Regions from separate parts of the Homo sapiens genome. Here region 2 is linked to region 1. The links are chromatin loops, found by intact Hi-C in ENCODE. Cell type or tissue: A673. All regions are shown on one strand. Each heading gives the region's core, and the rest is flanking DNA. Links, peaks and the distances in the headings are about the cores only.

Region 1 (15,674 bases), core at 4,465-12,464:
TGAGGGCAAAGCATTGCCTGTTCTGGAAGATACCATCCATCCTGCAGATCCTGAGCCTGGTGGCCTCTGAAGCCCCACTGCTCTCCTCTGTCCCTTTCACCTTTCACCCCATTCAAGTCACCCTCCAACTTAGTGGGGACTTACAATCAGGATGTGCTTCTCCTTTAAGCTGATTTTTAGCTATTAAAAATGAATGAACTTGCAAATTATGTTTCTTTTATTCCTACTGGGGTTGCCACTCTTCCATTGCTGGCATCTTGGCTGATGGGAGGATGACATTTCCCAGTGACTGGGTCTGCTTTCACATTCATCTGCAGAATGAGGTGGTGTTTGCCTCCCTCAGGTCTTTGACTTGGGGCTATAATAACAGCACCATTGCTTGATGTCTTGCTTTGGTTTTGGTTTTCCCCATAGTCCAAAAGCATGGGGAAAATACACACACACACACACACACACACACACACACACACACACACACACACACACTCTCTCTCTCTCTCTCTCTCTCTCTCTCTGTCTGTCTCTGTCTCTCTCTCTTTATTTCTTAAAATACATGTTGGGGCTCTTTTCTTGTACTTCTACATTGTAACACACATAGTTTGGTTACAGCTTCTTCAAATAGTGACAATTTTCATCTGGCCTTTATGTATTCCCACATGGGAACTAAATGGATTAAATTTTCATTTCTTCCTTTGAAATGTATGCTCATAAAGCATGAGGAAATGTAACAGGAAAGGGTTTTAAGGCCAGTGGGATACTGAGTGAGCAAAGAAGACTAACAGAGAAGGTCCATTTATCATTGGAAACTCGAAGCTCGTTATTTGACATTTATAGTTTATACTCAGCCTACTTTCTGAAACTGAGGTGGCATCAATACATCAGACTAACAGGGAGAAAGAGGAGGGTGGAGATTCCACATGGCTGTGGGAGACAGACAAATTCAGCTGCAGCAATGCATTCCTTCCAATTTATTATTGGCTTACAGAGACCCTACATCTTCTGCCTGGAGTCGCATGTCCAGGTACTTAACTTCTGGAAATTGGCTGCAATGGCCTCCACCTGGAAAGGCCACCTCAGAACTGGCTTGTTAGATGTCCACAGGAAAGCAAGTCTTTGCCTTAGCCCAAAGCCCTTGAATTTTTATTGCTGTTTTACTAGATTGGTGCAAAAGTAATTGCAATTTTTGGTCATTGAAAGTAATGGCAAAAACCTTAATTACTTTTGTACCTACCTAATACTTTGTATTCTATCCTTCTTTTACTACATCGTTTTATCTGTCCAGTCACAAAGTTAAGAGGTTGCCCCTACAATAAGACTGTTCACATAGAACCTAGCTATTAGAAACACTAGCTGGTGGGATCATCCTTGCATCCATTAGGGAAGGAAGGCCAGTGAGGAGCACTGGCATTTGTTGGAATGTTACACTATTCTGGCACTTGGCAACGTTATTCCCATGGATTCTAAAACCAGGGATCAGCCATTCTACCAGTACCTGCTGCAGAAGATCATCTTTTTGAATGCGTCCCTGAGCTCTGGGCTCCGGAAGGCATATATGAAGGGGTCAATGACGGCATTGCACATGATCAACATGCCGTTCACCTGGAAGAGAGACATGTAGCAGGCGCAGTAGGGGTTACTTGGGCAGAATGTCATCAAGAGGACATGAAGCACAAAGGGGGCCCAGCAGAAGATGAAGACCCCGAGCAGGATGGTCAGTGTGATGGCCCCTTTCATGTTGGCTCTGGGGAGGGTGGAGATCTTCCTGGTGTGGGATCGAGCCAGCAGGAACATGTGCACATAGAGGCACAGGATGAAGACCAGCATCAGCGGGAACAGCGACGTGAAGGTGATCACTGTGGGCACATGATGGGAGAAGATCACCATGGTGATGCCAGTCCCCGTGCAGAACGTCCAGATGACCGTAAGCACCACCACAGTGCGGCGCATGGTCACGATGCTGTGGTACCGCAGTGCGTGGAAGATGGTGATGTAGCGGTCCGCAGCAATCACAGACAGGCTGAAGATGGAGCCAAGCAGGGAGAGGACAAACAGGGAGTCGATGATGTCATCGGCTGTGGTTTCAAAACTGCCACGTGGCTTGAGATAGCCCATGTTTCTCAATATGATCAGGATATTTTCCAAGATCTTATATAGGCTGCCCAGCATATCAGATATGGCCAAGCTACAGATGAAAAAGTACATGGGTGCCTGGAGATTCTTATTCTTGAACACAGCCAGCAGGACGATCAGATTCTCCAAAACTCCAACAATGGAAATTGTGAAAAATATCTCCTCCGGCAAAACCACACGAGGACAGTCGGAATTATTTCTTGCTGTGTTGTTGATGTTTTCATACGAGTTGATAATGTGCTTCATTTCTCCTGCTTGTGGTTAAGGCGGGGATGTTACTTGGACTTGACTTCACGGAAAACTTGATTGATTCTTCAGGATCTTTTCTTCCTTGTAGCACTTGCTGGAGATCTAAGTTAAAATCTCCCAATCACCTAAAAGGGAGTATACAGAAATATTAGTTGCAAAGTACACTAGAAAATAAAAACCAGCCACACTCGCTTAAAGAAACTCTATTCCCTCCATAAAATATAAAGAAATCAGTATATTAGAAGGAGCCTGCACATGTATGTTTATTGCAGCACTAGTGACAATAGCAAAGATATGGAATCAACTAAAGTGTTCATCAATGGGTGAATGGATAAAGAAAATGTGGTACATATACACAATGGAGTACTCCCCAGCTATCAAAAAGAATAAGGTCATGTCTTTTGCAGCAACATGGATGGAAGTGGAGGCCATTATCAAAGTGAAATAACTCAGAAAGAGGAAGTCAAATACTACATGTTCTCACTTATATGTGGGAGCTAAATAATGCATACACGTGGATATAGAGTGTGGAATGGACATTGGAGACTCGGAAGGGTGGGAGGGGGCGGGTGATGAGAAATTACCCTATGGGTAACACGTATGTTATTCTGATGACAGATACACTAAAAGCCCAGGCTTCACCACTACACGGTATATCCATGTAACAAAATGGCACTTTTGTACCCCTTACATTTATAAAAATATATATAAAGTGTTGTAATTTAGGTAAAATAATATACTGGGCCCTCATCTTAAGCACTTTGTGAGAAAAAGCTTTAGTGGAATTTTGAGCCGAGAGATGATAGCAAAGATTATTCTTTGCCGCCCCACTTTCCCTCCCATCCTTCTCGTGAACACACGTGAGTGTGGGATGAACAGATGAACAGCAGCGGTGCCCTTGATGAAAAAAGAGGTAAAGCAAGGAAAGGTCCATGTGGGAGCAGGAGAGCCCACAGCTGCCTTCTCTGACTGGGAGGCGGTGGCTGGGCTCGGTGGACTCGGGAGATGTTTAGTCCATTCCTTCTCACTGCTCGTCTCCCTGGGTCACTGCCTGACCCCACAGCCTGTGGGATAACGGTAAAGGTGCTGATGTATCATTCCCAAAGATGACTATACAATGAGCGTCAGCACTTCTGTTTCAAAGGTGGAGCTCCTGGGACTGGCATTTCTGGAGACTTCTTATTTTCTGTGTCTCTGGGGTGAAGGCGGACTGCGGCAGTGCACCAGTGGGGAAAGCCAGCACCACGTGGCGAGGAAGACACTTCCTAGGGAGGACAAATTTGGGAGCACAGCCTATGATCTGAAGTCCACGGGGAGCCCATCACGGCCTCACTCTAGGGACTTGTCTGGAAAGGAACTAATTACCTTGGAAAGGATTGGGTCAGAGGTCAAGTGTTCAGAAGGAGGTTTGTGGGTCCGGTGGATGCGGAAGGAAGGGGTTGACAGGGCGTAGCTGCTGTGAGGGTTCTGCCTGGAATGGCCAATTTACCTTGTTTGCCTGAAACATGGACAGGGTTTAAAAGCCAGAAGTTCTGCATCTCAGGAACCACCTCAGTCCTGGGCAGACAGGGATGAGTCACCTTCGTGCCTCCTGCCCAGGCCCGGGGAAGCCTGTGTGCTGTGTCCCACCTGCTGGGGAAGCCTCGGGGATGGGAGGGGAAGCCTGTGTGCTGTGTCCCACCTGCTGGGGAAGCCTCGGGGATGGGAGGGGAAGCCTGTGTGCTGTGTCCCACCTGCTGGGGAAGCCTCAGGGATGGGAGGGGGCCTGTGTGCTGTGTCCCACCTGCTGGGAAAGCCTCAGGGATGGCAGGGGAAGCCTGTGTGCTGTGTCCCACCTGCTGGGGAAGCCTCGGGGATGGCAGGGGAAGCCTGTGTGCTGTGTCCCACCTGCTGGGGAAGCCTCAGGGATGGGAGGGGTCCTGTGTGCTGTGCCCCACCTGCTGGGGAAGCATCGGTGATGGGAGGGGGCCTGTGGTGGTTGGTGTTCATGTTTCAGCCTGACTGAGTTTCAGGGTGCCAGGTATGTGGTGAGACAGTGTTCTAGGTGTGTCTGAGGGTGTTTCTGGGTGAGATGCACATTTGAACAGGTTACTGAGTAAAACAGAGGCCCTCTGGGATGGGGGAGGGCCTTGTCCAATCAGCAGAAAGCCTGAGGATAACAGACCAGCTCCTCGACGACCTGGGGGGCTCCTCCTGCCTGACTGCCTGATGGAGACACTGGTCTCTTCCTGCCTTCGGACTAGCACAGAAGTGTGAGCTCCTCTTAGGTCTCACGTCTGCTGGCTTTCAGACCAGAACACATCATCTACTCTCCTGGGTCTCCAGCTTGCTGAGTGTAGAGCTTGGGACTGCGCAGCCCCATAACTGTGTGTGCCAATTCCTTATAGTAAATCTTTTATGTCTCTACCCATCTCCTGCTGTTTATTTTCCTCTTCAGAATCCTGGTTAATACAGGGGCCAACACCTGTGGCCAGCATGGGCCATGTATGGAGACTCTGCTGGGACAGATACTCCCATCTCATGAGTCCATTAAATGTAATCAGAATTAGTATATATTTCCAATTTCAGATGCATTTGATGGTAAAATTCATAAAAAAAAAAAGACATGTTGAAAGTGGTTGTAATATTTTTTTAGAAACAGGTGGTTTGGGAGCCCAGCTTCAGTTGCTGTGCATTGCTGACCTGCAGCTGCCAATCCTATAAATCCATGGGGAGCCCTGAATTTGGACAGATACACAGTGTGCCCATGGGGTCCCTTCAAAAGGCCACCAATCAAGCATTGCTACTGCACGTTTGTGGATGCTGCCAAGCTGGTGGTGGGGGCTGCAGGTGGTGTGTGGCCCCATTCTTGGTTGAAGGGCCAGTGACACGAATTGGTGGCCTTTATGAGTGCTCAGCATGCCATGGGCACCACCTAATTCTCCAGATGCATTCACTCACTCAACCCCCAGAGGAAGCTACCCCAGAAAGGTTGGGCAAACGCCCAAAGCCACAGTCTGGAGAGGATACAGCAGAGCCCGCCTTGTGACCACCATGTCACACTCCTTTCACAAGTGGCAAGGGTAATAACAACAGATGCAAGAGACCAGACACAGCACCCCCTACTCCAACACAAACTGCAATAAAATTGACAGCAGTCACTTTCCTCTCGACTTGGCCTTTCTCAGTGCCAAGTAGGATTTGTAAATTCTGCTGCATTGCTATGCTCCTGTTGTTCCTGCTTAGAGATTGCCTGTAGAACACACTAAATGACAATTAGAAGAAGCAAAACTCACTCCATTTAAACTTCACAAGGACCTGCTGTGAGGTGGCGTCAATGATCCAAATATTTCAACAATGTCTTTGGCTTAAAGAACTTGGATAGGGGTCTGCACCTGCCATATGTCTGGCTCTCATCCATTCAAAGCCGTCTGCTGTCCTCTCCCATTTGCTTTTTTGTGTCTTGATTTCTTCACTGCAAACAACACAGGTCTAGAGCCCTTCCACCTCCTTCCAGGGTTTGTGGTTTGCTGGGCAATAAATGTCCACCCTTCAATTCCATGCTGCTTTCCTCTGTCCATACCCTATTGAAACCTGTCTCAAGCTCCTGGGCTCAAGGCATCCTCCCACTTTAGCTTCCCAAGGCACTGGGGATTACAGATATGAACCATCCCACCTGGCAGAGTGATCTTTAAATCTCATTCTTTCTTATGTTATTGGAACCTCTGGAGTTAACTCCTGGCCCGAAGACCAAGCTCCATCACCTTGAGCTTGCAGTAAACAAGGTCTTAGAAGGCTCTAACTCTGCAGTGCTCCCCAGGAGGCAGAGATGGGGTGGTGGATGAGAAAGGAGAAAAGAGACAAGTTTTTCATAGCTTTATAATCTGTACCCAGAAAGAAACTTGGTTGATTCGTTTGCCTGAAGGCGTAGGTCTTGGCAGGCAGAGCAGACAATTGGGGTAGTTATAACTGTTCAAGGGACTGCAAGGAAAAGCAAAACCGACTTTTGTTTTTTGGCTGGGAGGGGCGCACAAATCATCGAGTTAACAGCATCACAGGGCACAAGAACATGGCCCCGGATAACTCAAATGTGGCCCCAAATGTGGCTCACTCTGTTAGATGCTCTTTGGAAAGTCCAGGGAGCATGGGCCTAAAGTGAGATTTTTATATTGATCATCATCTTTGACCAAAAAAAATATATATAGTTTTTATATTTTTTAAAGGCTCCAAGGGTAAGGAGAAGGCTCTATTATGTGTTAAATTCTTGTTATGTGCCAGCTGGTCTTGTGTCCTGTGCTGTGCATGGTGGGTCTCATTTTAATCCTCTTGTTGACAATACAAGGGAGTCCTATTCTCTCTGACTCACCCCTGATCTGACTCACCCCTGAGGAGTTGAGGCCCAGAGACCAAGAGACCGGTCTAAAGTCCCACAGGCTTTGTGTTGCACAGCTGGGATTTAAATCAAGATCTGTTTGGCTCCAAAAATGATTAATCTTAGCGCTTCCATGAATATTCATTTGATAAGGAAGTTTTAATGGCTTTAGTAAAAAAATGAACACAAAATAACTTAACAATCTTAAACCTCTGTATCTGACCAAATCAGGATGGTTTTAAATCTTTCTGTTCTCTAAATTTCATTTAGAGAAAAATCTCTCTGAAATTTAGAGAACAGCAAGACCTGTAGACACCACTTGTGGTTTAGGAAGGGAGTTAATGCTACAGAAAGCCTTTGAGCAGCAGGGCTGCAGGCGTCCTGGGGCCCATGGGCTGTGTTTTTGGGGTTCCGTGGATCTTGCTGAAGATAAGTTAGCAACACTGTGCCGCTTTCCTCTGCGCTGCTGGGTGTTTTCTCGGATTGCTCTTCTGGAGAAGAGCTGGGGAAGGAGGACTGAGTGGCTGAGTACTGTTTACCAGGGGCTTTCAGGCTTTTCTAGAGGGCAGTCCTGTAATCCAGGCTTTAGAGAGAGCCAGTGTAGGACTGTGCTCCTGAGCTCTGGGTTCTGGTGGTGGGAGCTGTCACGCGGCTGGGGCTGATCTGCACGTGTCGGGGTGAGGTTCTGGGACCAGCTCTGAGTGAATCAGGAGCTCCTCTCCGCGTCCCAGCTTCTGTGCTGCCTTTTTTCTTTGTTTTCACTAGATGCATTTAAGATTTTTATGTCACTCGTTGCATAAGTTGTACGGCCCAATACACTTATGTCTGTGTGTCTGTATGTGTGGATATGTATGAATAGTACAAAGGCTCCCTCCCCATGCTTTATCCAACGGTCCCATCGCCACCTTCAGAAGTCCGGTCTCCTTCTGGAATTTCTTTATGCATACACCAGCAAACATGAATATCCATGTCTTCTCTCAGTCGTTAGGGTTTCTGGGAAGCAATTGCTGAGATGATGGGATTAGCAATGCCTGTCAAGGATGAAGAGGAGCCTGCAGACTGGAGGCAGGCATGACTCCTGGGCACACAAGGAGGAAGAGGATTGAGTAGGGCGGGTCTCAGACTGCAGCACAGTTCTGAGAACATTTCATCTGGCCATGGGGAGGCTTCAAGCCAAAGCTGCCCATGAATATTGGTGGGGGAGGGATTTGGAAAACTGGGCTGTCAACTCTTTTCTAATGGCAGGAAAGCTGAGTGGCTCACGTCCACGGCCAGCATGCCTCCGCTTCCTGTGTATTCAAAGAGAGTATATTGTATATCATGTCTGTACCTTGCTCTTATCTTGGAGGCTTTCCAAAAAGTAGATGGATCACTTCCTCCTCCCTCTTCTTTCTTTCCTTCTTCCACTGCATGGTATTCCATTGTATGGATGTATCCCAAGTTATTTAATCTATTCTGTATTGATAGTTATTTGGTTTCCAATATTTTGCTGTGTAAATAATGCTATAATGCATAATCATCTACGTATATAGTTTTGTGTGAACCTACATGAGGAGGATAATTTTACAAAAATGGAATTGTTGAGGGCAAATGTGTATGCATGGGTGGTTGTGATAGATGTTGTCAGGCTGCCTTCCATAGGGGCTATCCTGGTTGACATCCTCACCAGCAATGCCTGAGTGCCTGCCCCTTCCCTAGCCTCTTCAGTGCAAAGTGCTGTCAGGCTTTTGGATTATTGCCAATACACATCTGGGGACTGTTTCAGCATCTTACTTTGGTCTATATTCTTGCTGTGGAGTCTGTGAGCCCTCCTTTTGGTGGCTTTGACATTCCAGTTGGGGCAATCACACTGCCATTCCTGCAGGCTCACAGCATTTTGGCCCTTCGGGTCTTGGCCTCTTACTTGTTTCAGTGCCCAGGAACACATCTGACCCATCCCACCTCAACATTTGACAGAGGGAGGGAGTGGCATTTTCTCTTTGTGCATGACCTGTCTTTATTACTGATTAGTGCTTCTATTTCTTGGTCCTGAATTCAAACAGAGAAGAAAAAGACTGGAAAAACTAAGCAGCAAAATAAGCTAAAGATGATCTAATAAAGAAGAGATAAAAAATGGGAAACAGGATGCAGTAGTCAAGTACAAACAAACACACAGGGCCAGGCAGGGTTTTGCATAATTTAAAAGGGCCAGTGGTGGCCTGTGTCCTGAGAGGACCAGAGTCTGGGGTCAATTCAGGGGCCCTTCACCATCATGCAGGGTCGTGCTGGGGGCTAGGGAATGGATGACTCCCTCTCGCTGATGGTTCAGAGCCCCTGTGGCAGCTTTTAAGGATGTTGCATATTCCTCTGGTGGCAAGTCAGAATGAAGGTGGTCTGAATGTTGAAAGCCACCCTCTGAAAGGGGAAGAGTTATTGTGACTTTTGCTAGAGATTACTGGCTTTGACTCAAACTTAGAAAACAGAGGATGAAGTATGGTGGGGGGCGGGTGGGAAGATGTGAGCCCTCAATAAGCCTGTAGGACTGGCTGCCCCTTTCCCTTGAGGGCCTACCCGTCCCTCCCCACCGGCACCCATCCCTGTTCAGCACAGGCCTCTGGGCAGGGTCTGGTGGTGGTTGGAGCATGGGTGGCGGATGAGCCCAGCTCACCTTGGCTCATGTGCCTTCCTTTTCTGCCAGGGCACCCCTTCACTCCTAGATGCTTGGCTTGAACAGCGTAGAACAATTTGAAGGACTTGTAATAAAAGTGACAATAAATGAACTTTTTTTTTTCTTCAGACAGGGTCAGAATAATATTTGGCCAAATGTCTTGACACCCCATGGTTCAGTCAAGTTGAGATAAAATTAACCATGACAATAAAGAAAAAAAGAGAGCTATTAACCTTATTTTGAAAGAGAGATACAGAAATAGAGATGGAGATAGACATAATCTGTTACACACACACACACACACACACACACACACACACACACACACCACACACACACATCTGTTGCCCAGGCTGGAATACAGTGGTGTGGTCATGGCTCACTGCAGCCTCAACCTCCCGGGCTCAAGTGATTGTCTCGCCTCAGCTTCCCAGTGTGCTGGGATTACAGGCGTGAGTCACTATGCCTTGCCCCAAATGAACAATTTGCAAAGATTCTTGTGCTTGTTTTGGTGCCTTTTCATAACAGATCTCAATCTTCAGTTCATGTGCAGTGAACTATTTTCTCCTTCAGGAGCCCCCACTGAATATCCTCTTTTTAGACATGCATACGATTGATTGCTGTGAAATTCTTTGTGATGGCTTCCACCCAATTTCTTATTTGGTTGAATTCTGAACGACATCCGGAAGTTTATATGTCTGCATGATTCACAAGTAGTCCTGAATCAAGCATTTGTCTTGTTATCCACTGTGGCGTGGGGTGGCGAGATGGCTAATATGGAAGAGTATGAGTATTGATAGTGAAAGTCAGAGAGTAATTTTTTACCACTGTGCCTTTTGGTTTTTTAGACTCATCTGAAGTGCAGATCTTCTGCTTTGAAGCTGGTTGATGTGCTTGCTTTGAGTGCTTATGAGTATTCATACAAGCTGTGAAGTAGAAGGGTCTTGAAGGTGCCCAAGCTCATCAGGTTGTGCTGCTAAGAATTCTTTCACTAAGGGATTTATTTTTTGCTTGTCTTACCCTCCACATGAAAAAAAGTCTTTATATTAATCACCAAGCTTTCACTTCCCTCTTGAGGTAATGGAGATCTCAGCCGGCCCAGCTGTCGCCTGTGCCTGCCCAGTCACTGTTAGTTACTTTGGGGTTTGTGTTGCTTGCTGGCTAGAGGGAAGCTCGACTGAAATCAATAACAAAAGAGAAGATTTTGAAGTTGTAGACAGCACTCAATGGATATGGATTTTTCTCAAATTATATAGTACAATGCAGAGGGTGAAGATGAATCACTGACGTGGAGAGGCTGAGTCTGCAGATATTCAGCTCTGTGATTGCATTTAACTGTATTGCACAGGAGTGATACTCTGTTATGGAAAGGAGCTGAATCTGTTCTAAGAATAGATTTGAGGTTGTTCACCAGAGGGATGGCCTAAGCAATATTACATTGGATCCCAACACCTCTTCATGAGGAGGCACTGGCTTCTGGAAGTTTATATTTGAGTGATAATAAATCTCTGTGTCTCACCTCTGCTCACTCATCTTTCTCCTTAAAAAGATTCTGATATTTCCTGGAAATTTTTCAATAGTTTTGGAAGAGAAATGAGAAATAGAAGCATGTGTGTTTGTGTGTGTGTGTGTGTGTGTGTGCGTGCATGTGTGTGTGAGAGAGAGAGAGGATGTATCAATATCAAACTAAAGTTTGATTAGTGACAGGTGACCTTTTGTTCTTTAATTTTCTTTTCTATTTCTTCCCACAACATAGCTGTGAGACAGGCGATCTTTTGGGTATTACTAGAGAGTCTCATATCCAATTTATCCCAAACATATGAGAGCTTTTCGTGGAAGTTAATTTTTGCTTTGGTCTAAGAGAAGTAATCATTGAAATCCAGAAGCAGCATCAAAGAGGTAGACCTCCCTAACTATGGTTGTCTTCACGTACATGTAAATAAATGAAGATAACAACACTCAGTGCATAGATTTTACAGGCTGTGGTCTGGATTCTATGCGATAACGTATGTAAATTACCAGCCCAGATCCTGGAACACAGTGTGGGTTCAATAAAGGAAATTATTCTTCAATTAGTTTTCATTGCCTAAAGTATAAAATTCTATTAAAATAAAACTTGGCACTTACAGCTCTGTACAATCTGTTTCCATGCTGTTTTCTCACTGTATTTTCTAGCATTCTCCTGTGTAGAACACGCATTCCAGCTGGCCCAGGCCTCTTATTGTCTCTAAGATGCCTTGCTCATTTTTGCCTGTCACATTTTTTAGTACTGCTCTCCCTCTGAACTTTTCGAATCTTTCCTCTGTCTAAATCATATATTTGTTTAAGCCCAAACAAGATCAAATGTTTTGAAGGTCTCTGGCTCCATATCAACCCACGCGACCTGTCTGTGCCATCACAACACCACAGCGTGTTTTGTTCTTGGCTTGCGTGTGGCAGGCGACACTCTCTGCTCTTGGGAAAAGTCTGCTTTAAGTGTAGATGTCTTGTCTCCTGAGCAGCCGGGCAGTGCCCTGAAAGGTTGGCAAATTTGACACCCTCTTCTTTGTATCTTCCCGGGTAACTGAGGTGCACGGTAATAATTTATGGATGCCTTGGGATGTGACAATCAGCAACTTGAACAACCCAGGGTAATCTGAATGATTCACAGCCTGTGCTTCTAAACAAATATGTTTGGGGGAGATATAAAGCATACAAGAAACAGAGTTAGTGGTTTAATTTCATCATATATCAGAGCTTACATTTCAGTGGATAATACTTGAGTTAAAATTTTATGGGAAAATAAGTGTTTCTTCTAGAGATCAAAATGTTGCCTTCCTCTTCTTTCAAAGTAGTACCAGAAAAATGGACAGCCTTCACTCTCCTCCTAGACAGGGGGAAGTGTCAAGTTCTGCAGAGTCCCTGAAAACAGCTTTATTTACAAGAGCAGTACTTGCAGGGTCAGAAGTCTCCAGGTGGTGAGGGCAGGAAATGATGGGACCTTCGTGCAAGAGAGTCAGGAGAGGTTTTTATTCAGCAGGAAGGGGCAGGCAAGGACCCTCTGCCTGTAGAAAGCAGCTGAAATCAGACCTCTTAGTTTCTGAATGTCGAAAAAGAAAAAAAAGCTCAACTTTTGAGAATATTTACTCTCAGGAAGGGGAGTGGATACAGTCTACCTCCAGGAAGGGTGGGGAGGTGACGTCAGACCTGGTTTTGGCCCGGAGCTCCAGGGGTGGTTAGCACCCTGGGAAGGCTGCATGTGGGACTGAAAGTGCAGGGGACTAGGAGCTGAAATACCACTGGCACTAGCAAATTCTGTGAGAAGGTGGAGGAGCCATCCGCAACAGCAACACCATGAGGCAGCGAGAAGCAAGGACAGTAGTAGATCAGATACCAGACTGGTCTTGCTCAGATTTGGACTCCATAAGTCTCTAGGTTTTAGAAGATTCAGGGGGACAGAGGCAGCCCAGAGGAAGATACTGGCTCTTTTTTTCTCACATATTAGATTGGTATTTGAATATTTAATTCGAATATTAAGAGATATGACTATTTTACCACTACTTTGTGGAGCAACTCATATTGGTTACATAAGGTCTATGTCAAAATGTGAAATCTATGAGGCACACAGGATAAAAAGCACGATGTTGTTCTAATAAATAAGAGTTAGTATATATCATGATTAAAAAGTATAAGGCCAAGATTCTCAATGTAAAGGGATGAAAATTTTTACTAATGTCAGATTTCTGGGGTTCCATTTGGTGCAAATCAAAAAAGTAGCACAGGGAGTTAAGAAAGGTGATGTGACACCTAGAAGCAGCCATTCCCTCCCTGACCCTGGCACAAAGCTTTCTCAACCAGGAAAAATATAAGAGAATTGGCTGAAAAGTGTGAGAGGTAACTATTCTGTGCTTTGGGTAAAAGTTGGAGAAAGAATATAGAAGTACAATGATTAAGCAAATAGTTTTCTTTTAAGATTGGAACCTAATGTGAACAATGACAGTTCAGAGAAAGGAAAATTGAAGAAAAGAAGATAAAAAACAGTTAGAAATAAAATAAGCATCTATGATTTATTTACATTTAAATAAATATAAATTATTCAAAATCCAGGTAGCAATTTTTATTAAATATAGGTATCTAATATTACTTTAGACCTTGTAGCTATGAAATGTGTTATCACTAAATATCTGGAGCAAGGAACACACTCTCTGCCTTTAAGACCTAAAAACATGACTGATTTATGACTCAGTGGCCTTGAACAAATAATCAATGATGTTTACAAAGATGCATATACAATGATATTCACTGACCTGTTATATCAAGTAGTGAAAAACTAAAAACAACATAATAAACTGGTGATTAAAGATTAGTTAAATATACTCCGCAAGTCCATACAATAGAATGCTACATGACAATTAAAATCACAGCTCAACATACCTTGAAATAATAAAGGCAGAGACAGAACAGAATGCCAGAATAGAAGGCTCCACTGATTGTCCCCCTGCAAGGACACCAATTCAACAACTATCTACATAGGAAAAACACCTTCATAAGAGCCAAAAATCAGGCGAGCCCTCATGGTACCTGGTTTTAACTTCATATTGCTGAAAGAAGCACTGAAGTGGTAGAGAAAACAGTCTCAAATTGCAGACACCACCCCCCCAAACCCCCCAGTGGTAGCGTGGTGTGGAGAGCATCTCTGGATGCTGGGGGAGGGAGAGCACAGCAATTGTGAAACATTGAACTCAGTGGTGTCTTATTAGAATAGAAAAGATAACCAGACTACACTCGGCTGACACCCAGCCACGGAGCAAGTCTTTAGACCAGCCCTAGCCAGGGGGAATCGCTGACCCCAATGGTCGGAACTTGAGTTCCCGCAAACCTTGCCACAGAAAGCTACAGTGCTGTCAGTCTCTAAGTAAACTTGAAAAGGCAGTCTAGACCACAAGGACTGTAACTCTTAGGCGAGTCCTAACGCTGAACTAGGCCCAGAGACAGCGGACTTGGGGGGCGCACAACCTACTGAGATACCAGCTGGGGTGGCTAAGGGAGTGCTGGCATCACCTCTCCTCTAACTCTAAGCTGCACAGCTCATGGCTCCAAAAGACACCCCTTCCTTCTGCTTGAGGAGAGGAGAAGAGAAGGAAGAGTAGGGAGGACTTTGTCTTGCATCTTGGATATCAGCTCAACCACAGCAAGATAGGGCACTGGTCAGAGTTGTGAGGCTTCCATTCCAGGCCCTAAATCCTGGACAACATTTCTAGACACACCCTGGGCCAGAAGGGAACTTGCTGCCTTGAAGGGAAGGAACCAGTTCTGGCAGCATTCATCACCTGCTACCTGAAGAGCCTTTAGGCCCTGAGCAACAACCAGCAATACCCAGGTACTACGCTGAAGGCCTTGGGTGAGCCTGAGACTTGCTGGCTTCAGGTGAGACCCAGCACATTCCCAGCTGTGGTAGCTATGGGGTGAGATTCCTTCTGCTTGAGAAAAGCTGAGGGAAAAGTACAGGGGACTTTGTCTTGCACCTTAGGTACCAGCATAGCCACTGTGGAATAGAGTACCAAGCAGGCTCTTGGGGTCCCCGATTCTAGGGATTGACAAATGGACAGCATTTCTGGACCAGCCCTGGGCCAGAGGTGAGCCCACTGCCCTGAAGGGTGATTCCCAGAGCAGGCAGCATTCACCACAACCTGACTGAAGAGCGCTTGCAAACAAGGAAACATCGGTGGTAGGCTGGCAGTGTTCCCTGTGGCCTTTGGTGATGTTGGTTACAGGGTAAGGCTCCTCTGCCTTTCGGAAAGAGACGGGTGAGTGGGAAAGACTGTGTCTTGTGGTTTGAGTGTCAGCTCAGCCACAGACAATAGAACACTAGGTAGACTTCTAAGGTTTGTCACTCTAGTCCCTGACACCTGGATAGCACCTCTGAACCTAACCAGGACCTGGGGGAACTTCCTGCCCTGAAAGGAAAGACACAGGCCTGGCTGGCTTTTCCACCTGCGGATTGTAGAGCCCCAGGGCCTTGAGTGAACACAGGCGGTAGCCAGGGAGTGGTTACAGCAGGCCTGGGGTGAGACTGAGTGCTGTGCTGGCTTTGGGTCTGACCCAGCCCAGTCACAGTGGTAGTGACGAGGTGCTTGCGTCACTCCACCCCCAGATTTAGGTGGCTCAGAAGAGAGAGAGAGACTCTGTATGTTTGGGAGAAAGTAAGGGACGAGAACAAGAGTCTCTACTTGGTAATCCAGATAATTCTCCTGGATCTTGTCCAAGGCCATCAAGGTGGTACCTCTATGAGTCTGCAAGAACCACAGTGTTACTGGG
Region 2 (15,674 bases), core at 3,486-11,485, 59 kb before region 1:
TGTGGTACATTTAAATTGCTGTTTTTTTTTTTAAATACTGTGCTCACGCGGACCTAATAAACTATCAAGCAGACCTCATGGAATTCCACATAATGCAGAAGCGAGGGAAAAATAGGTATTGAGGGAAAAGCAGCACTGTTTTCCTCAATTTTAACACGTATGTGCAGCCTACACTTACAAACTTAAGACAGTAGCTTTTAACATGTGACTTTGCTCAGGGTAACAGACCATTCTGGTTATAGCCTTACTTACAGCTGTGGAGGCTGAATCCTGATGGGTCTAAGAAGTGTCAGGACAAGTGTTAGGGATGCACCTGTCTGTCTGTCTTAAGGGAATACGGGTCTGGGCAGTCTTAAATCGGAGCTCCCTTGAGGAGAATGTCGTGCAGTAGCCTTAGGAATGTGAACATTGGGAGACTGGCTGGGATTTTGTAGGTTATGAGTTGGGGACACTTATGATAGTGAACTTGAGCCCAGGAGAGAAGCCATAAAAAGTGAAACTGTCCTGGGCACTTGGAGGTGAGTGTCTCTCTAGTAAGATGCATGTGAAAGGCTGGGAGCTGAAAGCAAGGAGAGCAGAAGAGGCTGGTGAAGATTCTAATCTGCGTGTCCAGGGGCACTCTTCCAGGTCTCAGGAACGCAGGTCAGAATGTGCAAGCCAGCTGCCGGGCACGTGGCTCACCCCTGTAGTACCAGCACTTTGGGAGGCTGAGAGAGAAGATCGCTTGTGGCCAGGAGTTTGAGACCAGACTGGGCAACATAGGGAGACCCTGTCTCTTAAAAAAAAAAAAAAAAAAGGACTGAGTGAGCCGAGCCCAGTCCTCTGATGCACTGTGTCATTCATCCCCTTTCTTAGGCTGTGTTGGTTCTAGGCTAGCTGCTGTCTTTCTTTGGTAGGCTGCTAACCTCTTTGGATTGTGAATTTAAAACATGTTTTACAGTAAATTTGCTGCCAAGACAAGAGGTGTATTTCTCCAGCAATGAATTCCTCATTTCACCTGCATTTCTTGGATCTCAACCTGAATGCCACAGAGGGCAACCTTTCAGGACCCAATGTCAAAAACAAGTCTTCACCATGTGAAGACATGGGCATTGCTGTGGAGGTGTTTCTCACTCTGGGTGTCATCAGCCTCTTGGAGAACATCTTGGTCATAGGGGCCATAGTGAAGAACAAAAACCTGCACTCCCCCATGTACTTCTTCGTGTGCAGCCTGGCAGTGGCGGACATGCTGGTGAGCATGTCCAGTGCCTGGGAGACCATCACCATCTACCTACTCAACAACAAGCACCTAGTGATAGCAGACGCCTTTGTGCGCCACATTGACAATGTGTTTGACTCCATGATCTGCATTTCCGTGGTGGCATCCATGTGCAGCTTACTGGCCATTGCAGTGGATAGGTACGTCACCATCTTCTACGCCCTGCGCTACCACCACATCATGACGGCGAGGCGCTCAGGGGCCATCATCGCCGGCATCTGGGCTTTCTGCACGGGCTGCGGCATTGTCTTCATCCTGTACTCAGAATCCACCTACGTCATCCTGTGCCTCATCTCCATGTTCTTCGCTATGCTGTTCCTCCTGGTGTCTCTGTACATACACATGTTCCTCCTGGCGCGGACTCACGTCAAGCGGATCGCGGCTCTGCCCGGGGCCAGCTCTGCGCGGCAGAGGACCAGCATGCAGGGCGCGGTCACCGTCACCATGCTGCTGGGCGTGTTTACCGTGTGCTGGGCCCCGTTCTTCCTTCATCTCACTTTAATGCTTTCTTGCCCTCAGAACCTCTACTGCTCTCGCTTCATGTCTCACTTCAATATGTACCTCATACTCATCATGTGTAATTCCGTGATGGACCCTCTCATATATGCCTTCCGCAGCCAAGAGATGCGGAAGACCTTTAAGGAGATTATTTGCTGCCGTGGTTTCAGGATCGCCTGCAGCTTTCCCAGAAGGGATTAAGCACAAAGTGCTCCTCTCTGTGGCTCTGTTCTCCTTTGTTTGCTCACCTATGACAAAGCGACAGCCAAGGGGTAGGCGGGAGTGCTAGCATCCCATTTTTCTCTTTACCAGCTCAGACATGGGCCTAAGAGGCTCTCTCTGTTCAGTTCCTGGTGATTATGTCCAACATGCAAGGGTTGCTTATCCACTCTGGGGACAGTCATGACAATTTCTTACTGTCCTTTTGTGTCCTATGGTTTCTACTGCTCCCACCCATTTCTGGGGGCCCCATCCACCCTCCACCTAGCAGGCATGTGCTCGGGGAATGCACAGCACCCTCAGTGCAAGCCAGACATGATGAAACACGTATTGTGACGCGAAGAAAACCGTGATATCGACGCCAGGTGGGATTGCTTCTTCTCCCCAGAAGCAGGTCCACACTCTGCTGGCTGCACTCTGAGCTATGCATGCTTTTCAGGGAAGAAAAGAGTGGCCAGATTCTTTCCATCAGAAGCAATCTGTTCATTTGTTCTGAAATGTCTTCTTTGCTCCCCTTGCCTGAACTTTTGATTCATGGCTTTTGTTCATAATTGTCTGAATAATTGTACTTCTGTCAATCATGGTGTTGCGCTTACCCAGACATAAAACCTTATGCTAGAAACCCTGCCTCATGTGCTGTGGAAGACTCTGTGACTCTTTCTTACTGTCTTATTTGGGCTCAATCTGGGGTTTCCAAAAGGATGACTGGGGGCATTACAGGGGCTCAAGGAGTTCAAGGTGCCCAGTGCTGCAAGTAGCACACGTCCACAGCCAGGCTTGCTTTGAGTGGCTCACACCGGATCTGTGTTGGAGTCTGAACTCTGGCCTGTGTACTTGGAGGCATGTCAATCTCATTTCAGCAGCCAACAAAGGTCAGGGCCCAACCTATAGCCCAGGGAGCCCCATCTTCTCCCAACCTAGACTGGAGCAGAGAAACCCGAGTTCAGGTGCTAATTCTGCCTTTCACTGCTGTGTGGCGTGAATCATCTTATTTCAGGTTCCACATCTGTGCTGACTGTACACGATGGCCATGAGAACTGCAAAATTGTGTGAGCTTCTTGTAAATTTGTAAAGCACTATAGGGTTTGCTTTTTATTTTAAAGAAATGCTCGGATTAGAGGTGTGAGCCAGAGGTTGCAGTGAGCCAAGATTGCACCATTGCACTCCAGCCTGGGCAACCATTCAAGACTCTGTCTCAAAAAAAAAAAGAAAGAAAAAGAAAAAGAAAAAGAAATGACTAGATGGGGTAAATACTAAGGAAGGACACGGGGGCCAATGGTCAGAGCAGTGGCCTGGACACCAGGAGGCTTGTGTGGTCCTTCTCTGAAGCAAAGGGCTGGAGTCCTTGCAGCTCTCACAGTCCACTCTTGTAATAACTTTTGGTATGATTCCTATTTTCTGCTTTGTATTGGACATTCACATCTAGACTGCACCCAATGAAAAAAATGTATATAAAGCAGAGGACCATTGGGTCACACAACAGTGAGCTGCTAGTGCAGAAGAGGGACCCTTCCTGTTGAGGCCTGCCAGGACAGAGGGGCTTCCTGGGTGTAGCCATATCAATAACTTATGCACTTGACCCCTGCCCCTGGAAATGCAGAGTCCAGGAAAGAAACGGTGCTGGCATGAACAGGAGTGTGCATAAGACATCCAAATCATTTGAAAACTGGCAAATTAGCAGGCTGTTGGCAACTGAGTTTTGAAGGGGCAGCTATCTTTTCAAATGTTTCCTGTTCCTTTTTGCTGAAAATTCATGTGTGTATCCACGAATGGGCAGTAAGTGGTCCCGTGTAACCACCATGGGGAACCACAGTGCATTGTTCCCGTGGGATGTGTCTCAGGAGCCTGGCTTCTGTGAAAGCTGGCCTCTCTTCTGCCCCACGCATCTCGGTGGCCCCATGTCCTACAGCAGCTTCAGGCATGGAGCAGGTGCACCAGGAATGCTTGTTATTGTTGCAAAACAAATGTGTATTGACTCTTCTGCCTGCTAGACCTGAGTACTAAATGAGTTCCAATCCTATGGGCAGAAACTTCAACCCTGTGGTTGACACTGGCCCCGTCTAGGAACCCAATTCTCTTTAGGCTAATTTTCTGCTCTGGTGCTTCATGAGTTGCTACAAGATCTGACCTTTCATAAAAAGGTCTTTATGGAAATGCTCAAATGCCTTTTAATCTTTATAAATAGTGCAGAAATAACCCTAGTATTTAGATGTGTCTTCATTTGGAAGGAATACATGTGTGTAGTGACTTGGTAAATATCTGTACATAAATGAGCCAACCCTTAGCACCCAACACAAAGTGTCTCCCCCAAAAAGAATATATATAACTGTCAAATATTGTATGATATGGTATGTTAAATATCTGCTTCTGTAGGAAATTTGTTTGATGTAAAAACGTGTGTTCAAGGAAATGGTTAATAAAATGGAAGGAGCAGACCACCTGTTTGAACTGGTCATTCTGATATCCAGAATGGTTTTGGTCTTTCTGCCAATTCGTTAGCAGCTACTGCAAAATGAGAAGGCACATTCGTTGGTGACTTGTGGTGAAGTCTCCTTGACAATATTTATTGCCTGTAGGATGGCCATGTCTCAGACCAAAATGATATAACACCTACAAATAAAATAAAATTGCACACTTGACCTTATATACTGTGCAAAAGTCTGTGTCTTAGTGAGCAAGCATTTTAGGGATATCACCTAGCATGTGCTCACAGTGGGGCTAGAAGCAGTGGCCATTAGAGAATCTCTGCCATCAGTGAGTTTATAGGACATTAGTTATTTCAAGACATGACAGATTTCCAGATCCTACACATCAATAAAATTAGATGACTCTGAGCATGTCTTGTGTTTTTCTGCTTCCAGATTGTGTTGAAGCTGCACAATCTTCAGGGCACACCGTCTATACCCATATGAATCTTAACGTTCATCCCAGATGCCTTTCTTCTAGGAGGCCCTTTTGACCTCCATAATTATACCTCACAATGGCACACATTCTGCTGGGTACTCCGGAGAGTAGATTGTTTTTATGTCCTTTGCCAGAACACAAGCATCTTTGTGAGAAGGGATTTGTGTCAGGGCAGTGCTGTCCAACAGAACCTTCCACGATGATGGGAATGTTTTGTCTCTGCTTTGTCCACTATAGTAGCCACTAGCTACATGTGGCAGTTGAGCTTTTAAAATGTGGCCAGTGTGACTGAGGACCTGAATTTTTTTTTTTTTCTTTTTGAGACAAAGTCTCACTCTGTCGCCCAGGCTGGAGTGCAGTGGTGCTATCTTGGCTCACTGCAAGCTCCACCTCCTGGGTTCACGCCATTCTCCTGCCTCAGCCTCCCAAGTAGCCGGGACTACAGGTGCCCGCCACCATGCCTGGCTAATTTTTTTTTTCTATTTTTAATAGAGATGGGGTTTCACTGTGTTAGCCAGGATGGTCTCGATCTCCTGACCTCGTGATCTGCCCACCATGGCCTCCCAAAGTGCTGGGATTACAGGCATGAGCCACCGCACCCAGTCCTTGAATTTTAATTTAATTTAATTTTAGTTAATTTATATTTAAATAACTGCATGTGGCTAATGACTACCATATTGGACAGCACAGAGTTAGAAGCTGGTTTGTTACACGTAACAGAAAACCTGCAGAAATCCAGTGACGTGGCCAAGATGAAAGTTTATTTCTCTTTTACAGAGAAGAAGTTGGGAGGTAAGGATTTCAAGGCTAGAATGGAGCTCAAAGGCACAATAAAGAATCCAGACTTCTATCTTTTTTTAAAAAAAGAGATGAGGTCTTGCTGTGTTGCCCAGGCTAGTCTTGAACTCAAGTGGTCCTCTTGCCTCAGCCTCCTGAGTAGCTGGGACTATGTGTACCACCATGCCTGGCTTCTATCATTGTTTAAGGTCAATTCATGGCCCAAAAGGGCTGCTGGAGCTCCAGCCATAATAGCTGAATTACAGGTTAGAACAGGAGAGGCAGTCAGGAATGGCAGCTTTTCATCACAGGTGTTCTTCATCATCCTGGGAAATCATCTCCTCTTATTTCTTTGATTAATTTTTTTTCTTTTTCCATTTCTCTTTTTCTCTTTTCATGACTCGTATTAGTCAAACATGGGTCCATCGGCATCCATCTTCCATGTCCCTGAATCTTTCTCGTACTACCTGCTTCCTCTCTTGTCTTTTTTTTATGTGTTCTGAAAGACTTCTTCAACTTTGTCTTTTCCCCCACCTCTTCTATTGAATTTTAATTTGGTAACTATATTTTTAATTTCTGTGACTTTCTATTTATCCTTTCCTTGCCTTCTTTTTATAGCAAGCTGTTCCTGCATTCATAGACCCATATCTTGTCTATTTTTTCTGAAGACTGTCATTAGATTTTTTAAAACTCTGTCATCTGACTTGAATCATTTGTTTCCTCCAAAGTCAATTGTCCTGTTTATCATGCTCCTTCTCATGGGTAAGGCTCATTTCCCTCAGCTGCTGGGTGAACCTGGATTGTCCACGAAGGAGTGGGCTTGATTGATTTAGTACTTGCATGGGTCCGTGCAGCTCTGCTGGATGAAAACAGCTGGTTGTGCAGCTCTGTGGTGGTGTGTGGAGCCCATCTGGTGGCAGAGGTTACGTGAAGGGTGTCTAGCTGCACCCTGTCTGCTAATAGAATAGCCTGTTCTATTAGCCTGTCTGAGCTAAAATGAGAGAGAATTTACTATGGGGATCGGTTCTTCATGCTGGGAATGCAGCTCCCCCTAGGCATCCTCCTGGGTGCTTTGGGGGTATGATTTTGCATTCACTCTGAGGGCACCCTGGGGAGATCGGTGTGGAACGGCCATGCCACAGTTCTGCATGTGCTCCTTCTGTGGGTCCCCTCAATTGTTTCATATCCTTCCATCCTGGCTCTCAACTGCTGACCCTGACGGCTCCCTCCCTGGTTCTCTCTTGTGTGCCTTGGGCTGGGGCTTCCTTTAGTCTGTTTTTCTGTCAATCCACCCCACCCGCACTCCAGCTTCTAAAATTCTTCCCAAGTTTAGTCCTCTGTTGTCTCCTCTTCTGTTCTCAGAACTTTTATAAATTAGTTTTCCTTTATATAAACTTTTTACTGTCATTTCTGTGGATTTTCAGAAAGGAGTGGAGGTAGAGGTATAATCTGCAATGAGGAGTGAGGAATCCTTTCAGTACATTTTTAGAAGATGGTTGGGGCTAGCAAGATCCATCCTGTAGGCAAAGCAGAAAAGCAGGAGACCACCCAGGACCCAGGCCTAGCTCTAAGCTGGCTCTATTTAGAAGCACAGTCATGCCCGGGACGGGAGCCTTTGCCAATGTCAACAAGGGGAAGGAGTCGTGCCTCACCCTGGCTCCTTGATCAGTCTTTCTTCTTGTCCTGGACCATACATAACTAGAGAGAGCAAAGCAATCGGTGACTTCAAATGGAGATCATAACCCAGAACAGAGAACACAGGTAGGCAGCGCCACATCTCAGAGTCCCTGTCAGGAGACGTCCACTCATCTGTTCGGCGCAGACTGGTCCCTTTAAAGTTAATGGTCAAACTCTTTTTTGCCAGCAGGTGGTGGTAAACTTACCTCAAAATTTTTGTGTCTTCCACTAACCCTCTGACCAGCCAGTTAATGAGTTAAAACAACCCCAGGTGAGAATTCTTTCCAAGGCCTCAGTGCTTAAAAACTGCTTAAGTCCGGGCATGGTGGCTCACTCCTGTAAACTTGGCACTCTGGGAGGCAGAGGCGGGCAGATCGCTTGAGGCCAGGAGTTCGAGACCAGCTTGGGCAACACAGTGGGACCCTCACCTCTACAAAAAATAAAATAATTACTGGGCATGGAGGCGTGTGCCTGTAATCTCAGGTACTTGGGAGGCTGAAGTGGGAGGATCACCTGAGCCTGAGAAGTCGAGGCTGCTCCAGCTTTGGTGATGGAACAAGACCCTGTCCCGGGAAAAAAAAAAAAAAGCTATTCAAAAAATTTTTTGAGTGCAAATTGCAAGGTTTTGAAAGCATTATCTCATTTAATCCTCTAACCATATTAAAAATAGATAAATATGGCCAGGTGCAGTGGCTCATGCCTGTAATCCCAGCACTTTGGGAGGCTGAGGCGGGTGGATCACCTGTGGTCAGGAGTTTGAGACCAGTCTGGCCAACATTGTGAAACACCGTCTCTACTAAAAATACAAAAAATTAGCCAGGCGTGGTGGTGGGCGCCTATAGTCCTAGCTACCTGGGAGGCTGAGGCAGGAGAAATGCTTGAACACGGGAGATGGAGGTTGCAGTGAGCTGAGATCATGCCATTGTACTCCAGCCTGGGCAACAAGAGCGAGACTGTCTCAAAACAAAAACAAACAAAAAACCAAAACAAAAATTGATAAATATTACTATGCCTAATGCCTCCCTAAGGAGACTGATGCTTATAGAGATTAAAGAACTTGTCTAAGCTTCTACTCCTAATTTGTAGTTGTCTTTTAATTCAAATTTAGGGGTTTCAGAAGTTGCCCCATTTCTTTGTTGAGTCCATGGATTTCTATGCTCTCTTTGGGTTCCTGCTGCTGTCTGCATGGGCCCAGTTTGATTCCTTCATCAGGACTCTGACTGCATAGCCTTCCATCCCCTGCCGTGTGTGTGTGTGTGTGCGTGTGCATGTTTGTGTGCACACGTGTGTGTTGGAGGGGCAGGGTAGAGACGGGATGAGAGGTGACAGGCAGCTGAGGTTCCAGATAAAAGTGACTGGTAAGAGCAGATGCCAGGGGTGGCTGTAAAAATTCTGGTCTAGATCCAGCTTCCTCCAGAAGCTGATAGTGTGGCTCCCTCATGGCTAGCTGTTCAGGATTGCTACATTAGATGGCATGGCCTCTAAATAGTGGTTCCTCCTCAGCATGTGGGGGAGGCTGGTGCTGTGCTTACTCCAACCCCTTCTTCTGGGATTGTCTCCCCAGCTCCTCCCCACCAGACATGAGTGATAGGAGGAGGGTCCTTCATAAAACCCACTATGCAGGGGCTGCAGCTGGAGGCACTGTGGCTGAGGCATCTTTCCAAGTCTTTCCTTGATGGCCCTGGGTGCAATACTCCTTACAGATGGCTAGAACATCGTCAAAATATCCTCTCAGTAGTTTTTTGAAGTTTCTGCATTAATGCCAGTTTTTTGGGATGACACTGTCTTCCAGGGCCCACAATCGTTTATTTATTCAGCAAGTAATTATTGAGTACTGATATTAGGAGCATAGCAGGAAGTAAGATGCAGCTTCTTCCCTGAAAGGGTCCATGCCTGCGTTAAACTGGAGCAAAGAAGTGGAACTGGAAGAGTTATTTGTTATTTAAATAAATGATTTGAAGAAACAGTCCATAGGCATTTGATGCAAATAATTCTCAAGCATATGAAAAGATTTACGACATTTGTTTTTGTTTTTTTGTTTCAAGTTTCTGGTGAGTTTAATTTTATACCAAGCACGGATCCACGACATTTCTTATAGAAAGATGCAAGTCCAGATTACTTTGTGATACCATTTTCAGCTATCAGAAGTCAACAATCCAAAGGTTTGTTAACACACTGCTGATGAGGCTGTAGGGAGCTTGGCCCACTTCTCTGTTGCTGGGAGAAGTGTAAGTTGGTACAATTACTAAAATGCAAAATATGGCAACATCTGTAGCCATAAAATTGATCAATGCACATGCCGTTGGACCCAGCATTTCACTTATGGGAATTCATCCTACAAATGTAGTAGCACAGAGGTGAAACTACATATGTAAATGGTTGCTCATACAGCACAGACTGTAACAGCAAAAGACTGGAAGCAATCCAAATATTAATCCTGCGTTTTCTGACCCCTGTCTGAATGTCAGTTTAATTAAGCCTTATGAATGTTGAGTAAGGTTTGGGAACACAGGCTCCTTCTACTTCATTTAGCCTTGGGTTAACAAATGGCAAATGAGCGGATGTCTCACTGATTTCTCACGCTGCTATACTTCCGAGAAAACACAGATTCCGAGATTAGGACTGAAGTCACAGTCAGAGATTTGTAACTGTATGTTTTGGCATTTGGTACTAGCAAATCTAACACCTGCCTGAAAACCACGAATAGAGCTCTAATTACTGAGCCCATATTGGCTTGTTTCCTCTAAGTACTGGCTTTTTACTGCCTGTCGGCTTAATAAACATCCAAATTCCTCTGTGAGTAGGAGTCACCCAGGTGAGGGTGAGGAAAGACCCCGGGCAGGAGAAAGAGTGGGTGCAGAGGTCTAGAGCAGCAGTCCCCAGTCTTTTGGGAACCGGGAACCTGTTTTGTGAAAGACAATTTTTCCATGGACAGGACTGGGGTTGGGAGGTGGGATGGTTTTGGGATGATTCAAGTGCATTACGTTCATTGTGCACTTTATTTCTATTATTATTACATTGTAATATGTAATGAAATAATTATACAACTCACCATAATGTAGAATCAGTGGGAGCCCTGAGCTTGTTTTCCTGCAACTAGATGGTCCTATCTGGGGGTGATGGGAGATGGTGATGGATCATCAGGCATTTGATTCTCATAAGGAACACATAACCTAGATCCCTCACATGTGCAGTTCACAGTAGGGTTCACGCTCCTATGAGAATCTAATGTTGAGGAGGCTGATCTGACAGGAGGCAGGGCTCACGCAGTAATGCTTGCTTGCCTCTGCTCACCTCCTGCTGTGCGGCTTGGTTCCTAATTGGTCTGGTCTGTGGCTGGGGGGATGGGGACTCCTGGTCTGGAGGGACTGCACGTGGCCACAGCAGAAGTCCCCACAAAGTGAGCACCCGGCCCACGGCTGTGCAAGATGAATCCCTGGAGTTACAGAAGGAAATATTATCTAAATAGCTATGCTTTACTGATTTAAAAATAAAATCAGCAATAAGATGTGTATATAATTGGTAAATACGTACTCAAAATATATGACTGGTAAAAATACACAGAAAATTATCTACTGATAAAGATTCATGATGGAAGAGTTTGGACACCAGAAGAAAGAATGCGGAGACGAAAGGAGAGTCCATGGGGCTGAAACCGAGACAGATGGGTAGTAGATGCACAGTCCCCATTTTAAAGAGGTTCTATTTCCTCCTAAGGGTAATAGGAGCTTATCAAGGGGTTTTCCACCAGGAAGTGAATAACACGACAAGAGTTTATATAAATCATGCTGCTATAAAGACACATGCACACGTATGTTTATTGCGGCACTATTCACAATAGCAAAGACTTGGAACCAACCCAAATGTCCAACAATGATAGACTGGATTAAGAAAATGTGGCACATAATACACCATGGAATACTATGCAGCCATAAAAAATGATGAGTTCATGTCCTTTGTAGGGACATGGATGAAATTGGAAACCATCATTCTCAGTAAACTATGGCAAGAACAAAAAACCAAACACCGCATATTCTCACTCATAGGTGGGAATTGAACAATGAGATCACATGGACACAGGAAGGGGAATATCACACTCTGGGGACTGTGGTGGGGTCGGGGGAGGGGGGAGGGATAGCATTGGGAGATATACCTAATGCTAGATGACACGTTAGTGGGTGCAGCGCACCAGCATGGCACATGTATACATATGTAACTAACCTGCATGTTGTGCACATGTACCCTAAAACTTAGAGTATAATTAAAAAAAAAAAAAAAAGAAACATCTCTGGCTCTGGGGTGGCTGTGAGAGTTCAGCCGGTGTCAGGAGGCATCCAGATAGTGTTTCGGTTCCTTGGGCAAGAGGGATGCTGGCCTGGGTGGCTGTGAAGGGGGCAGAGACTGGAGGTGTCCAGTCTGGGGGTAGAATGTGGAAAGTAAGGGGTAGAAAGAAATCAAGACAGCCTGATTTCTGACTAGAGCCGCAGGCAGGGCGTCTCCGGAGATGGGGAAATTCTGTGTAGATATCAGACAGGCAGTTGCGCAAGAGAAGGGCACAGCACGGGCAGTGCCCGCAGTCACAGGATAAGGCTGCACGAGGAGCGACTGCAGGGCGAGGAGCGACAGCTAGATCTGTGGACAAGCTTCCAGAGCCGCGTGCCTGGGGCTGCTACGGAAGCGGGCAGACTCCCCGCCCTGGGCTCTGTCCTGCCCTTCTTGTGCCTGGCCTCTTTCTAGGGAGCCATGGAAACAGTGCTCCTAGGATCCGCCCTCCAGTCCTGCTCTCAGTGAGAACTCAGCGCAGGGCTCCGGACACGGGCAGACGCCGCGCTTTGTCTTCCCGTCTTCCCCTCACCTCAGTGTCCTCTTTCTCTCACGTTCTTTTTTTTTTTTTTTGAGAGGGAGTCTCGCTCTGTCACCCAGGCTGGAGAGCAGTGGCACGATCTCGGCTCACTGGCAAGCTCCGCCTCCCGGATTCACACCATTCTCCTGCCTCAGCCTCCCGAGTAGCTGGGACTGTTGGCGCCCGCCACCACACCCGGCTAATTTTTTGTTGTTGTATTTTTAGTAAAGACGGGGTTTCACCGTGTTAGCCAGGATGGTCTCGATCTCCTGACCTCGTGATCCGCCCGCCTCGGCCTCCCAAAGTGCTGGTATTACAGGCGTGAGCCACCGCGCCCGGCCCTCTCACATTCTTAAGAAGGCACAGTTCCTCCTACTCCTTCAACCCCAAAGAGAAGCCCTCGGGAATATCAGTAATGAAAACAGCACGTTCCCAGGAACTCCCTGGCCCCGCTCCTCCCAGGAACCGTCTCTGCGGTGCTGCAGGCCATGAGCTCCGCTCTGGGTGGGAAATCCAGCCCCTGCCGCGAGGGACCTGGGCCGCTAGGCCAGGAGGCCGTGTCATCCCATTCACAACAGCAACAACGCACCCTTTCCACCGAGGCCTGTCCATGTTTGGGGCTGTTCTCTGCCTCATACAGCAAAGTGTGGGGAGGTGGAGATTGTTTTCTAGGAAGACAAGGTTCTTCCTGGGAGAAAAAAACCTCTTACGCAGTTGGCTTTGGCATTTTCCAGGAAAAGGAGGGCGGGGCTTGAGTCTGGGTTTTCTGTGAAGGCCGAGAAAGAAGGCAAGGATTATAACCGGAAAGTTCAGAGTGGGATGTAGCTACCCCTAGAACTCGTGCTAGTAACTCAGTCTGGGCTTCATAATTGTTGTCAAAGTGAATTCCTTCATAATAAAGAATATATAGTTGCCCTCACAAATTAGATAAATAAGCCTTTCCTCATTTTGTAGGAAGAACTGTGGGGCAGTAGAACACATACTGAGCCCTGGAGCAGGAGACCTGGGTTCTTGCAATTTTTTTTTTTTTTTTTTTTTGAGACAGAGTCTCACTTTGTCGCCCAGCCTGGAGTGCAGTGGCACGATCTTGGCTCACTGCAACCTCCGCCTCCCGGGTTCAAGCAATTCTCCTGCCTCAGCCTCCCAAGTAGCTGGGATTATAGGCATGTGACACCATGCTTGGCTAATTCTTGTATTTTTAGTAGAAATGGGGTTTTGCCATGTTGGCCAGGCTGGTCTTGAACTCCTGACCTCAGGTGATCTGCTCACCTCAGCCTCCCAAAGTGCTGGGTTTACAGGTGTGAGTCACTGCGCCCGGCCGCAATTCTTGTGATATGAAGTAACTGCATATGTTTTGGAAATTCCCTCATTTCAGCTGCACTTGCTGTAAAGGGGAGAGTTTGACTAGGCCTGGTGGTTTTCAAACTTCAGGTGGAGTCCTAGGAGCTCCAGGGGCCAGGGATGTGCCAAGAACCTGGGCAGGAGGAGCCTGGACTCATCAACTCTCTCTGCGGAATGGTCAGTTTCACGGAGAGCAGCTAGGAGCCAGCTGGTCTGTAGATTGTTGAGGTTCCTCCAGTCCTGAAGGCCATGATAGATCTTTTCCTAATATTCTTAGGTACAATTACCATGATACTTAATATGAGACACTGAGAAAGAGAGAGATCCAATACAAATCGATGGCGACATGAGAAGCCAGCTATGTCTTCTGATTCAGGCTACAGGATCACAGACCTCTTATATTTGGCTCCATTGTAGAGTCTGTGTACATAGAAAGGCAACAGGCTCTTCAAAATGATAAGAAAAAGGGCAAGAAAGGCTCTTCCTGAGGGTGCTCTAGCCTCCAGACTCAGGTTTACAAGGCAAGAATGACACAGCCTCTCCCACACCATGTGCATGGACGGAACAGTGCCCGAGGTGGCAGAACAAAAGGTGCAGTGGCACCCATGGCATAGCTGGCGGGGCACCAGCCTTCCCCCACAGTGAGAGGAATGGCCAAGGCTTCGGTACATGCCAAGGATGTGAAGGACGCTGCCGGGGAAAAGCAGTTTACAGGAGGCACCGCTCCTGTGGGTGTCCAGGTTTGTCTGCCTTACACGCCGCCCTTCACAGTAGAAAGGATGGATGCACTCCCACCAACCAAAGGAATGCTGGGGACACGTCGCCTGGATTTTTAGGGCAGCACCCCAAAACCAAGCAAAAGTCTTCTCTCATGGAGAAAATACCTCACTTTTGTGTCCCTGGCACCAGGCTCAAGCCAACTAGACTGAGAACCACAGACCACCCAGGGGTCTGGTGGGTGAGCTAGGTGACTAATTGAGAATGTGTTCAGTTCTGGCCTTTAAAAAAAAAAAAAGAACAGCTGGAAGGCACAATTTTAGAAGCAGGTAATTTTTATTTTATTCCTTTTGATTAAAATGGTCTGAACTGAACCTCAAAGGGGTTCCACTAATATAGTCTAATTAAATTCATTTGACAAAAGCCTCACTTATTCCTCTCTTCACAGAATACTCTGGATGTGGTGAAGCTAAATTTGAGGGCTCTGGAAGGACCTATGTATTAATTCAGTAACTTAGTGTTTGTATGCATATCGATCTAAGCAAACATACCTAAAAGAAGAATGAGTGTGTAAAAATTGTGGAATATTCCAGATAAAATGGACCTGTTCAAGCATTGTGTAAAAATACACCCATCTTATCCATTCTAATGAATCCAGCATGTTCAGACACTTGTGCCTTCTTCATTTATTCCTTCAATACTTTTAATATTTAGTATTAATATAACAGAAATGACACATTACAGATAATATTCAGATACATGTCTCATAAGATTTTGTGGCTACTCATCAGCCCCTCTGCGTCAGCATGTTGGTGAGAATCTTGGCCAGGAGGGTCTGGGATTCCATAGCTCTGGTCCCACCTCACCTTCTTCCTGTGCCATGGTTCTCATCCAGCCAGACTTCTCATCATGGGACCCATCAAATGGGCACTCCTCTGCATCACAGCTGACACATTATGCACAGAGATTGTGTCTTCTTTCTGTTTGCAACTGTTCAAAGGATAGTCTTTAAAATTCAGAGGCCTCTACCTCAACTGCACAGATTTCTAATTCTACTCCTCATGTTATTTCCTATCTTTTTGCTAAATAACAATTTTGTCGCTAAGATGCTAATGATACATTCCCTTTTGAAGCAAATAAACTCTGCCCAGTGTTCCTACCAAGCGCCCTCCTTCTTTGAATCTCTGAAACCTATGACCAAATAGTATTTTGTGGTTTAGTGGTTTCTTACCAAGTACCTCAAAGGGAAAGTATGGTGGCATGGATAATTCGAAAGAGTAAATGTCTCTATTTGACTTTGGAATATTGTTTTATTCCAACAATATCCTAGTTGCTGCCTAATTAGTTTTGGGCCATGGTTAATAGTGAACTAGCTTTCATCCCTTGAGCAAATAAACCATTTCATCTTCTCTCCCCTATGTATTCAGATTCAGTTAGCTT

The links. A loop is a pair of places that touch in the nucleus more often than their neighbours do. Peaks named below come from ENCODE experiments on the same cell type or tissue, not always from the same donor. Only the 100,000 strongest peaks of a DNase experiment are listed, where the experiment ranks them.
Region 2: it touches region 1 in a loop (2.4-fold over the local background); 8 of 110 quality-filtered maps call a loop at or near these places.

Annotation. Positions count from the first base shown.
Region 1 is chr18:13,883,143-13,898,816 of GRCh38, forward strand. It overlaps MC2R (melanocortin 2 receptor), which reads right to left. Exons shown (of 2, transcript NM_000529.2): 2 at 1-2,504. The coding sequence starts at 2,376. The coding sequence ends at 1,483. Among named protein-coding and RNA genes, the nearest start is that of MC2R, 25 kb to the right of the region's middle. RefSeq lists enhancers at 4,194-4,706, 10,605-10,724 and silencers at 9,007-9,056, 9,087-9,236. In A673, for the core only: no CTCF peak of the experiment used is centred there; DNase peaks (open chromatin) are centred at 6,749 and 7,899; H3K27ac peaks cover 1,082 bases.
Region 2 is chr18:13,824,787-13,840,460 of GRCh38, forward strand. MC5R (melanocortin 5 receptor) reads left to right here. Exons shown (of 2, transcript NM_005913.3): 2 at 941-2,537. The coding sequence starts at 980. The coding sequence ends at 1,957. Among named protein-coding and RNA genes, the nearest start is that of MC5R, 8.5 kb to the left of the region's middle. RefSeq lists an enhancer at 10,167-10,667. In A673, for the core only: a CTCF peak has its summit at 7,521 (motif pointing right); no DNase peak of the experiment used is centred there; H3K27me3 peaks cover 1,866 bases.